2 separate regions of the Homo sapiens genome follow, and region 2 is linked to region 1. A link is an interaction called in ENCODE POLR2A ChIA-PET data of the cell type or tissue named here. Cell type or tissue: HepG2. All regions are shown on one strand. Links, peaks and the distances in the headings refer to the core of each region. The heading gives the core; the rest is flanking DNA.

Region 1 (5,912 bases), core at 186-5,185:
CGTCTCAAAATAATAATAATAATAATAATAATCAGATTCTTCCCATGTGGTGGCAAAAGTGACCATAAATAGCAGCAGGCTTATGGACTAACAGGTGAGCAACCCCAGTGAAGAGGGGTTCTTTCCAGATTTGTCCAGCCAGAATCTCAGCTGTCATACCCTGATAGGTCACATATCCAAATCACTATGGCTCTGACCAAACACAGGTCATGTGATCACTTGTAGAACCCACCTGAAATGTGGAATTAAGAGTAGTATTAATCAGGGCTCTTCAGAGAGACAGAACCAATAGGATGGATGGATAGGTAGATAGAGGAGAGGGAATTTATTGGGGGAATTGGCTTATTTGATTATGTAGGCTAAGAAGTCCCACGGCGAGCCATCTGCAACCTGGAGACCCTGGGATGCCATAGCTTGGCTCAGTCCAACTCTGAAAGCCTCAGAATCAGGGAAGCTGACGGTGTAACTCTCACCCCGAGGCCAAAGGCCTGAGAACCCAGGAGGCCACTGGTATAAGTAAGTGCTGGAGTCCAAAGGCCAGAGAGGCTGGAGTTCTGATGTCCATGGCAGGAGAAGAGGAGAGTATCTCAGCTCCAGGAGAGAGACCAACGCAGCTATTTCTCTGTTTTTTGTTCTATGGTGGGTTAGGGGGAGCTGATTGGGTGGTGCCTGCCCACATTGAGGGCAGATCTTCCCCACTTCCTCCCTTCACATTCACATGCTAATCTCTTCTGGAAACACCTCATAAGTATTCCTTAATCTAGTCAAATTGACACCTAAACTTAACAATCACAAGTGAAGGAGGGCTGTTTTCTCAAAGGAAAACAGGGATATAGTTACCAATAGAAAAGGGAGGCTGGGTGCAGTGGCGCCTGCCTGTAATCCCAGCACTTTTGGAGTTTGTGGCAAGAGGATAGCTTGAGCCCATGACTTCGAGATCAGCTTGGGCAATATAATAAGATCCTTTTTCCACAAAAAATACAAAAATTAGCCAGGCAGGATGTTGTGTGCCTGTAGTCCCAGCTATTCAGGAGGCTGAGGTAGGAGGATTGCTTGAGCCCAGAAGTTCCAGGCTGCAGTGAGCTATGACCCAAACCATTGCACTCCAGTCTGGGTGACAAAGCAATACCCTGTCTCTATTTTTTTATTATTTTATTTTAGACAGAGCCTTACTCTCACCCAGGCTGGTGCAGCATTGCAATCTTGGCTCACTGCAACCTCTGTCTCCCGGGTTCAAGCAATTCTCCTGCCTCAGCCTCCCAAGTAGCTGGGATTACAGGTGCCCACCACCATTTCCAGATAATTTTTGTATTTTTAGTAGAAATGCGGTTTCTCCATGTTGGCAAGACTGGTCTTGAACCCCTGACCTCAAATGATCCACCCACCTGGGCCTCCCAAAGTGCTAGAATTACAGGCATGAGCCACAGAGCCTGGCCTATTTATTCATTTATTTTTTAAGGAGGGGGAAAAAAAGAGAGAGAAAGATGGGCAGACAAAACAACAGATGGTCTTTCCAAATGATCTGTTTGTGATTCTGTGCCAGGAGCTGAGAGACTTAAAAAGACAGCCAGATCTAGTCCTTAATTTTAAAGGGTTTGCAATTAGTGGGAGAGGCAGCTGTTCAAAATAGCTCAAAGTGGCCTGGCACGGTGGCTCACACCTGTAATCCCAGCACTGTGGGAGGCTGAGGAGGGAGGATTGTTTGAGTACACGAGTTTGAGATGACTGTGGGCAACACAGCAAGACCCCATCTCTACAAAAATGTTTAAATAAATAAATATTATTAGGTTGTTGCAAAAGTAATTGTGGGTTTTGCCATTACTTTGACAAAAACGACAATTACCTTTGCACGAACACAATAATATCCAGAAAGATCTTCAAGGCATCAAACAAACAAATACATCATAAGTAAATACAAGCTCAAAGACATGACTTAAGGTAAGAGAAGTAAAGCAAAGTGCAATGACAATACCCTGGAGAAGGGTTAATCCTGCTTGGGGAATATGAGAAAACTTAAAGGAAGAAGGGAGCTTTTCAGCTGTGATTCTAAACATGGGCAGGATTTCAATAGATAACTGTTGGAGGCCAGAGGCAGCATTTTACTTGATATTTGTGTCACCAGAACCTAAAAGTGTCTCAAACACAATTATAGTGGTTTATGTTACTTAGTGAAAGAGTAGGAATCAGGGGATTTCCAGGGACTTCTGCAGAGGGAGTGCTCCCTGAGTGCTGATATTAATGGAACTCAGCTCTAAGGGCTCCCAGGCTCTGTGCCTTTCTATTTCAACATTCCAAATTCCTGACAGAGAGACTCTGAGTAAGCTAGTTCACATTAGTGTTTGCCCTGAGTTTAATAACGCCCGCCAGGCACAGTGGCTCAGGCCTGTAATCCCAGCACTTTGGGAGGCCAAGTCAGGTGGATCACGAGGTCAGGAGTTCAAGATCAGCCTGGCCAAGATGGTGAAACCCCCGTCTCTACTAAAAATACAAAAATTAGCCGGGCGTGGTGGTGAGCGCCTGTAATCCAAGCTACTCGGGAGGCAGAGGTTGCAGTGAGCTGAGATGGCGCCACTGTACTCCAGCCTGGCAGAATGAGACTCCGTCTCAAAATAAATAAATAAATAAACAAAAAATAAATAATCAAAGGCCAGGAGGACAGGATCATATAATACAGATGTGGCTGAAGGGACCCATTTCAGTGTCTGATTGCAGGGAGGAGGGGAAACTCCCAGGAAAAGAGGACCTGTGAGCTAGGCAGGTACACAATACGTGTGAATGAAATGCAAGCAGTGATACGGGGCAGGGAGGTTCTTCAGGCAAAACGAACAGCGTGAAAGCAGAAAGGCATAGGGCTGAAGGCTTGATTAATAATTATAGAATTATGGTGTGAGGCTGGGTGCGGTAGTTCAAGCCTGTAATCCCAGCACTTTGGGAGGCCAAGGCAGGCGGATCACCTGAGGTTGGGAGTTCAAGACCAGCCTGACCAACATGGAGAAACCCCATCTCTACTAAAAATACAAAATTAGCCGGGCGTGGTGGCACATGCCTGTAATCCCGGCTACTCGGGAGGCTGAGGCAGGAGAAACCCTTGAACCCCAGGAGGTGGAGGTTGTAGTGAGCCAAGATTGCACCATTGCACTCCAGCCTGGGCAAAAAGAGCGAAACTCTAGCTAAAAAAAAAAAAAAAAAAAAAAAGACAAAGAAAAAGAAAAAAAAAAGAATTTTGGTGTGCTAGAACTAAAAGGGCTCTTGTTTTTTGTTTTTCTTCTTTGTGATGGAGTTTCGCTCTTGTTGCCTAGGCTGGAGTCCAATGGCATGATCTCAGCTCACTGCAACCTCTGCCTCCTGGGTTCAAGCGATTCTCCTGCCTCAGCCTCCCAAGTAGCTGGGATTACAGGTACACACCACCATGCCCGGCTAATTTTGTATATTTATAATAGAGACAGGGTTTCACCATGTTGGCCAGGCTGATCTTGAACTCCTGACTTCAGGTTGATCAGCCTGTCTTGGCCTCCCAAAGTGCTGGGATTACAGGCATGCGCCACCACACCCAGCTAATTTCGTGTTTTTAGTAGAGACAGGGTTTCTCCATGTTGGTCTTGCTGGTCTCAAACTCCCGACCTCAGGTGATTCGCCCGCCTCAGCCTCCTAAAGTGCTGGGATTACAGGTGTGAGCCACTGCACCTGGCTTAGGACCTGACTCTTATCTGCTATGCTGCATGGTCAGCTGGAGAGTATCTTCCAACAAAAAACACTTTAATGCAAATTCACTAAAGTTAGAATTATGTTCTCTATTTGCAGATGAGGATGCTGAGGTTCAAAGAGGTTAAGGAGCTAGCCCAAGGTTGCACAGCTTCTTCTGTGTCAGAGCCAGGATGTCTCGCCTCAGCTCCCCTCAGCTCTCAATTTAATGCAATTGCTTCTATCAACTGCTGTGATGGTCAAGGGAGGAGAGAATGTGTAGGAAGGAAGAGGAGGATAACAGCTCTAGATTCAACGCAAAGTTAAGTAAAATGACTAATAAGATATTGACGTTTGGGAGGCCGAGGCGGGCAGATCACGAGGTCAGGAGATCGAGACCCTCCTGGCTAATACGGTGAAATCCCGTCTCTACTAAAAATACAAAACAAACAAACAAACAAAAACCTAGCCGGGCGTGGTGGCAGGTGCCTGTAGTACCAGCTACTCGGGAGGCTGAGACAGGAGAATGGCGTGAACCTGGGAGGCGGAGCTTGCAGTGAGCAGAGATCACCCCACTGCACTCCAGCCTGGGCGAGAGAGCGAGACTCCATCTCAAAAAAAAAAAAAAAAAAGATATCAACGTTGATGAGGAGGTCCCTGGTAGCCCTTCAAGAGCTCTGTCCTATGAACAAGAGAGGGCAGAAACCACCTTGATGGAGCAAGTGGGGATGAGGACATGGGGCAATGAATGTGAAGTGATGGGGGTAACTTGAGGAAATAGCAAGGTCAGTATAGGAGAGAGGAAGGATCTTCAAGTCAGAAAGAAGAGAACAAGTGGAGAAGGTCAGGAAGGAGAAGAGAATTGAGAACACTCAAAGAGGGGAGAGGCGGGATCAAGAGCACTTCCATGCATTCATTATTTATTGAGCATCTATTATGTCAGCATGTTGACTGGGGAGTCAAGGGAGCCTGGAACAGAGAAGACACCTCTTCCTGGAACTAACAGTATAAAGAGAAAGATAGATGAGAAACCCTATAAACAGAGCTGGATATGGTGGCACACACCTGTAATCCCAGCTACTAGGGAGGGTGAGGCTGGCGGATGCCTTGAGCCCAGGGGTTCAAAGCTGCAGTGAGCTATGACCACACCACTGCACTCTTGCCTGGGTGACAGAGAGAGGTGCCAAACCCTGTCTCTACTAAAAATAGAAAAATTAGCCAGGGGTGATGGTGCGCACCTGTAGTCCCAGCTATTCAGGTGGTTAGGTGGAAGGATCTCTTAAGCCTGTTAGGAAGAGGTTGCAGTGAGCTGAGATCATGCCACTGCATTCCAGCCTGGGTGACAGAGTGAGACCCTGTCTCAAAAAAAATAATAACAAAATAAGGCCGGGCGCGGTGGCTCACGCCTGTAATCTCAGCACTTTGGGAGGCCGAGGTGGGCAGATCATCTGAGATCGGGAGTTGGAGACCAGCCTGACCAACATGGTGAAATCCCATCTCTACTAAAAATACAAAATTAGACAGGCATGGTGGTGTCCGCCTGTAATCCTAGCTACTTGGGAGGCTGAGGCAGGAGAATTGCTTGAACCTGGGAGGCAGAGATTGCAGTGAGCTGAGATTGTGCCACTGTACTCGAGATCATGCCACTGCACTCCAGCCTGGGCAATAGAGCGAGACTCCATCTCAAAAAATAAAATAAAATAAGGCTGGGTGCGATGGCTCATGCCTATAATCTCAGCACTTTGGGAGGCCAAGACAGGCAGATCACCTGAGGTCAGGAGTTTGAGACCAGCCTGGCCAACATGGTGAAACCCCGTCTCTACTAAAAACACAAAAATTAGTTGGACATGGTGGTGGGCACCTGTAATCCCAGCTACTCGGGAGGCTGATGCAGAAGAATCACTTGAACCCGGGAGATGGAGATTGCAGTGAGCCAGCATCTTGCCACTGCACTCTAGCCTGGGTTACAGAGCGAGACTCTGTCTCAAAAAAAAAAAAAATTAAATAAATAGAAAAGAACTGTGATGAATTCCACAGGAAACAGGATATAGAAATAGGGATTAACAGGCTGTGAATAACTTTAGATAGGAGTGGTTAGACAAGGTCTGTTGGAGTAACAAGGAAACAGCCACGCCAAAGCCGGGGAAGGAAAAGGAACAGCATATGCAAAGGTCCTGAGCTGGGAAGTGGACTGGCTGGAATTTAGTGGGCAGCAGAGATGTAGGTGGGGT
Region 2 (5,912 bases), core at 603-5,602, 1.6 Mb before region 1:
GTCAGAGAGCAGCGGCGGGGAGGGAGGGAAGCCCCATTTTCTCAGGAGTCTCCAGGTGCAATTAATAAGGGCAAGGGAGGGGAGAGCTCTGCCCAGTCTGATGATATTGGTAATAGAGACATGGTTTCAGGGCCACGGTCACCATGTCTGTGCTGACCACCAGAGGAGGGGTGGACACAGGGGCCCGAGGAATGTGTTAGCATCTGGCTTCATGAGGCCAGGGCCAGACCGGCCTGAGCTGAGCCCTGGTGTTGCCGTTGACTTGCTGTAGGAACTTGGGCAGGTCGCATAATCTCTCTGAGCCTCAGTTTCCCTATGAGTAATGTGGAGCTAATAATGTGAACCTCATAGGATTGCTGTGGGATTAAATGTAAAATGCTTAGCAGTGTGCTTATCATGCAACAAAACTGGGATGATAGTTAGAGTTGGGATCCCAAAAATAGTTTGTGACAGCTGGTGTTGAGAATCCACGTGTCAGCAGGTATGTGGGCAGAGGGCAGGAACACGCAGGCTGCGCTGACGGTGGCTCCTGGTTTCTGAGTCCTGAGGCAGACAGCAGCCCTGGGAAGGGTATAATGAACCCCTGCTCTGTGTTTTTTTCCCCAATATCTGTGGTCCTTACATGACCTTGCAAGGCTATTATTGTTCTTTCCATTTACAGATGAGGAAACCAGGGCTTGGGAAGGCAAAGTGGCTTGCTGAAAATCAGTGGGCTGTAGAGCTGGAATTTCAGTTCAGGCTTGTCTGGTGCCACAATATTCAAACTCCTTTCCTTTAAGCTGCAAGGCTACAGAACCTTGGGGTGCACAGGAAGCCACATGACCCAGTCTTGGGGTGCACAGGAAGCCACATGACCCAGTCTTGGGGTGAACCATGGAGAGCAACAGGCATTGACCTCTCAGGCACACTCCATGCCATCTGTCTTGAACAGGCATATGGGCACGACGTGTTCAGGAAAGAAAGACCTAGACGCTCACCCTCTCTCTCTTTTCTTTTCTTTTTTTTTGAGACAGAGTTTTGCTCTTGTTGCCCAGGCTGGAGTGCAATGAATGGCATGATCTCGGCTCACTGCAACCCCCGCCTCCCGGGTTTAAGCAATTCTCCTGCCTCAGCCTCCCAGGTAGCTGGGATTACAGGCATGCACCACTACATCCGACTAATTTGGTATTTATAGTAGAGACGGGGTTTCACCATGTTGGTCAGGCTAGTAGTCTTAAAATCCTGACCTCAGGTGATCCGCCCACTTCAGCCTCCCAAAGTGCTGGGATTACAGGCGTGAGCCACCGCGCCTGGCCAACATTTTCATATATAGAATACCTCTACAGACTTTTCTTCCTGTGTATAGACATATATTTTACGAAATTGGAATTATTATATATAGGTATTTTTTTGTATTCTGCTTTCCCCCATAAAATCATATTTCATAAATATTTCCATGTCATTTAACATTTTTCCAAAACATGATTTTTAATGATTCCATTGGAATATTACACCTCATTTATACTATAATTTGTTCATGGAACAAATTTGGAAATTTGTGCTGTTTCCTATTTTGTGTGTGTGCTACTGTTCATCACATTGATGAATAGCCTTGTGCTATCTCTGGATATATCCATTGGTTACATTCACAAACATGGAAGCCTTGGATTGAAGGATAGGTACATTTACCCTAACCCAGCCTCCTGTGAGGCCTGTTACAGTCTCACCAGTGAGGGTGTTACTGTGTTGTGAGGGAACTTGCCATGGCCCAGGCAGCCTTGGACATTGTCATTTAAAAACATCTCTGTGGCTACACTTTGGGAGGCTGAGGCCGAGGATCTCTTGAGGACAAGAGTTCCAGACCAGCCTGGTCTATGAGTATAGTGAGACCCCGTATCTACAAAAATTAAAAAATAGCTGGGTGGGGTGGTATGCACCTGTAGTCCCAGCTACTCAGGAGGCTGAGGTGGGAGGATTGCTTGAGCCTAGGAAATTGAGGTTGCAATGAGCTATGATCACGCCACTGCACTTCAGCTTGGGTGACAGAGCAAGATCTTGTTTCATGTATTTATAAATAAAAAAATAAAAAATGAAAACAAGTGGGAGTCTCTGTCATTTTCTCATTACTTGTAGGTACTCTTCATGTATTCCAGATCTTAGTGCTTCTTTGGTTGTATACGTTGTGAATATGTTTTCTTAATTTTGAGAGTTGCCTTTTAATTTAGTTTTTTATTATACAGAGAACTATTACATTTTAATGTCGTCAAATTTATAAACCTTTCCTTTATATTTCTTTTGTTTGTATATTTAGAAGAGCCTTTCCTTTTTCATTATAAAAGTTATATAACAACTTTTCTACAACTTTAGAAGAGAAACAGACAAAGTCATGCCCAGTTCCACCATCTCATACAACCAGGCAGGATTTAATTAAGAGCAAAATCGAGATTTAATCAGCCGCTCAAGCCCTGGTGTAGATTTAGATGATCAATTTCAATAACCTCAGAGCTGACTGGTGCCTGACACCCAGATGCATTGGGCAGGGCATAGATGTGGCAGTGCAGAGGACTGCCTGGTATGGGCCTTCCAGGCTGCGTCCCTTTATTCGCCTGTAAAGGAGGAGGTGGGGCTAACACGCTGGTGTCTTAGGAGGCAAGTGCAGACTCTGGGTTCAGACAGACCCAGTTTCAAATCCCTACCCGGCCACTGGCCAGCTGCAAGCCCTAAGGTTTCCAGCCTCTCTAAGTAAGCGGTTTCCACCTCTGCGAAATGGGGGAAACAGTGCGTCCCTCACGGAATAGTTGGGAAAATGAAAGCAGATGGCAGTCATGCTTCTCAGGCAGGCCCGCGCCCCAGTTCAGTTAGATATTATTATAATTATTGGTTATTATGGGTGGTGTCGATGGTAGCTGTGTTTAGGAATTCCCGAGGAGCCTCCTGCTCCCACCTGCTGTGAATCCAGGTCAAGAGGTGGGGCCCTGGCTGTGTAGAGGGCCACAAGGAAAAGGAGGCCAGGACCGACAGGGCACCGGGTTCGGCCAGGCCGAGGCCACATCCCGGCCGCGCAGAGGGGAAAGGAGCAGGGCTGACCCGGAGGCTGCGAAGGCTCCCCGCATCCCCGGGGCTGGCGCCCCCCCTAACAGCGACCCCATCGCTTCTTGGATCCAAGGAGAGGGGCCGCCCCGCCGCCCCCTCGGTTTCTTATCAGCGATGGCCCGATAAACGCGGGCGATAAGGGCCTCCGGCGGCCGGGGCGTGCAAATGGGGCGGCGCGGCCGTGGTTCCGGCGGATCCGGGCGCGGTGTTTGCGGGAGATAAGCGCGCGACCGCTGCGCCCCGCTGGGTACACAGACGCCACTTAGCTGCGCAAACAGCAGCCGCTCGCCTCGGAACACTCAGCCCGGCCGGCACCGGACACGCGGCCCCTGCGCGCGCCTGGGGAGGACCCGGGGAGGCCGGTGGGGTGCGACAGCGACGTCATCAAGCAGACTCGCGCGGGGTCGGGGTCGGGGCATGGGACTGTGACAGCCCCGGATATGTCAAGGGCACGAGCCTACAGGAGAGTGGACGTGCACCGCGAGCCAATGTGCGCCTAAGACCCGGCCCCGGGGAGCGTTGGGTGTCTGAGCTTGTTGAATGAGGGCAGTGGGTGAGCTAGTGGTATCTGAGGGGCTATGCCTATGACACGTGTGCTTGGGGTCCTTGAGGGAGCCCCCAGGGCATGGTCCTCATCCCTGCAGTGCCCCCTGTAGCCAGGCTGCTGCCTAACAGTTCTCATTCTCCCCTTGGGAACAGGCACCCAGATCCCTGAGTTCCCAGAAGAGGCTCCAGCTTCCCGTTCTCAGCAGGACTGGGTCTTTGGGGCACTGAGCAGGCCCCAGAGCTGGGGCTCCATCAGGTAGGGCCCGCGGTAGGAGAGCCACTGGAGGGCCACCCAGCACCCCTTTACTGCTTCCCTTATCTCAGGGCATCAGCTCCACCCCCAAAACCCTCCTTGTCCCTGTCTCCTACTCCAGCTGCGTTTTTGTTGTTGTTGTTGTTGTTGTTTTTTGTTTGTTTGTTTTAAGACAGCATCTCGCTGTCACCCAGGCTGGAGTGCAATGGCGTGACCTTGGCCCACTGCAACCTCTGCCTCCTGGGTTCAAGCAATTCTCCTGCCTCAGCCACCCAAGTAGCTGGGATTACAAGCGTGCACCACCACACCCGGCTCATTTTTATATTTTTAGTAGAGACGGGGTTTCACCATGTTGGCCAGGCTGGTCTTGAACTCCCAATCTCAGGTGATTCGCCCACCTTGGCCTCCCAAAGTGTTGGGATTACAAGCATGAACCACCACGCCCGGCCTCCAGCTGCCTTTGGCACCCCAATTGGCTGCTGGAGGCTACAGACTTGGGGCCACCACTTTCCTCCTTCTCCTTAGAACACCCCTTACCAAAGGTCATCTGAAGAAGAAACCCTCTTATCCAGGACAAAATGAGCAGCTGTCCCCAGCCTGGAGCAGCCCGTTGAACACAGACTGAACACAGGCATCAGGCTCAGGCAGCCAGTTGAGCACAGAATCCAGCCTGACCCATCTTCAGGCACAAGTCTTGATGACATTTCATGAGCTTGAAAGATTTTGTCCAGTCCTGTTGGGTTCTGTCCAGTCACGACTGTTCCTTCCACGTGCCTTAACCTGCTTTCCCCCCAGCCCCTGCTAGTCCCCCTGCTTCTACCACAACCTTAGCTAAACCCTTCTCTGGCTTTTGCCTGACTCTGCCTGTAAGCAAGCCTACCAAGTACAAGTGTTCAGTTTGTGCACTGCACAAGAGCATCACATCTAGGGGCATGGTTCACACTGTAGTTAAGTGGCGTACATGAGTGTGTACTGTCCTTCCTCAATCAGTAGAGGAGACTCCTCTTACAAAAATGCACACAGGCATTCAGGGCCATGCATGAGGAAGCACACTCACTGACTCACACATATACAAGTGTTTTTGCCCCATCCTAGCCTCACTCCAGACTTCTGAGGTGGCTTCTCCTGCCGGCCTGACACTCTCAGAGATGGGATTCCCAATCCATCCACTCTGAAATGGGGGTGCTTACTAGCTGGTACTGACCTGTCATTCAGAGTTGGGGGGTGATGTGTATGGGTGAGAGTGTGGGTCTAATATGCAGGTAGGCAGGGCTCTGGAGAGCTCCCCTGGGCAGAGCTGCGCAGAGCTAAGAAGTTGTCCATGAAGAGGCAATTTGATCTAATTGCTAGGAGGATGCATATATTCTGGCTACTGATTTAAAATGTTTATGGAAAGTGATACATTGGACTATATTGATCATACCATTAAGAGAATGGAAAGGCACGCTACAGGATGGGAGAAGATATTTGTAAGGGACTTATTTCCAAAAAATAAATAGAATGTTTACAAATTAAAAAGAAAAGGTGGACAATTCAAAAGAAAAATGGGCAAAAGGCTTGGTCAGACAATTCACAACAGAGGATAACCAAATGGTTAATAAACATGAAAAGGGCCCAGCATGGTGGCTCATGCCTGTAATGCCAGCACTTTCGGAGGCCGAGGTGGGCGGATCACGAGGTCAGGAGTTCGAGACCAACCTGGCCAACATGGTGAAACCCCGTCTCTACTAAAAATACAAAAATTAGCTGGGCATGGTGGCGTGCACCTGTAATCCCAGCTACTTGGAAGGCTGAGGTAGGAGAATTGCTTGAACCTGGGAGGCAGAGGTTGCAGTGAGCTGAGATCACGCCATTACACTCCAGCCTGGGCGACAGAGTGAGACTGTCAAAAAAAAAACAAACAAACAAAACCATGAAAAGATGCTCTTTTAATCAATCATCAGGAAAATGCAAATTAAAGCCACAGTGAGATACCACCACCCATCCACCAGAATGACTAAAATGAAAAGACAAACATGATGCCAAGTATTGGTGAGGATAT

What was found. ChIA-PET counts read pairs that join two places held together with the same protein. Peaks named below come from ENCODE experiments on the same cell type or tissue, not always from the same donor. Only the 100,000 strongest peaks of a DNase experiment are listed, where the experiment ranks them.
Region 2: POLR2A ChIA-PET joins it to region 1 with 5 read pairs; 1 of 35 experiments calls an interaction of 5 or more read pairs at or near these places.

What each region holds. Positions count from the first base shown.
Region 1 is chr17:42,394,958-42,400,869 of GRCh38, reverse strand. No RefSeq gene overlaps it. Among named protein-coding and RNA genes, the nearest start is that of STAT3, 9.5 kb to the right of the region's middle. In HepG2, for the core only: no CTCF peak of the experiment used is centred there; a DNase peak (open chromatin) is centred at 2,289.
Region 2 is chr17:43,981,358-43,987,269 of GRCh38, reverse strand. It overlaps a transcript of PYY not described here. Among named protein-coding and RNA genes, the nearest start is that of NAGS, 20 kb to the left of the region's middle. In HepG2, for the core only: a CTCF peak has its summit at 3,730 (motif pointing left); a DNase peak (open chromatin) is centred at 3,399; H3K4me3 peaks cover 1,374 bases; H3K27me3 peaks cover 3,699 bases.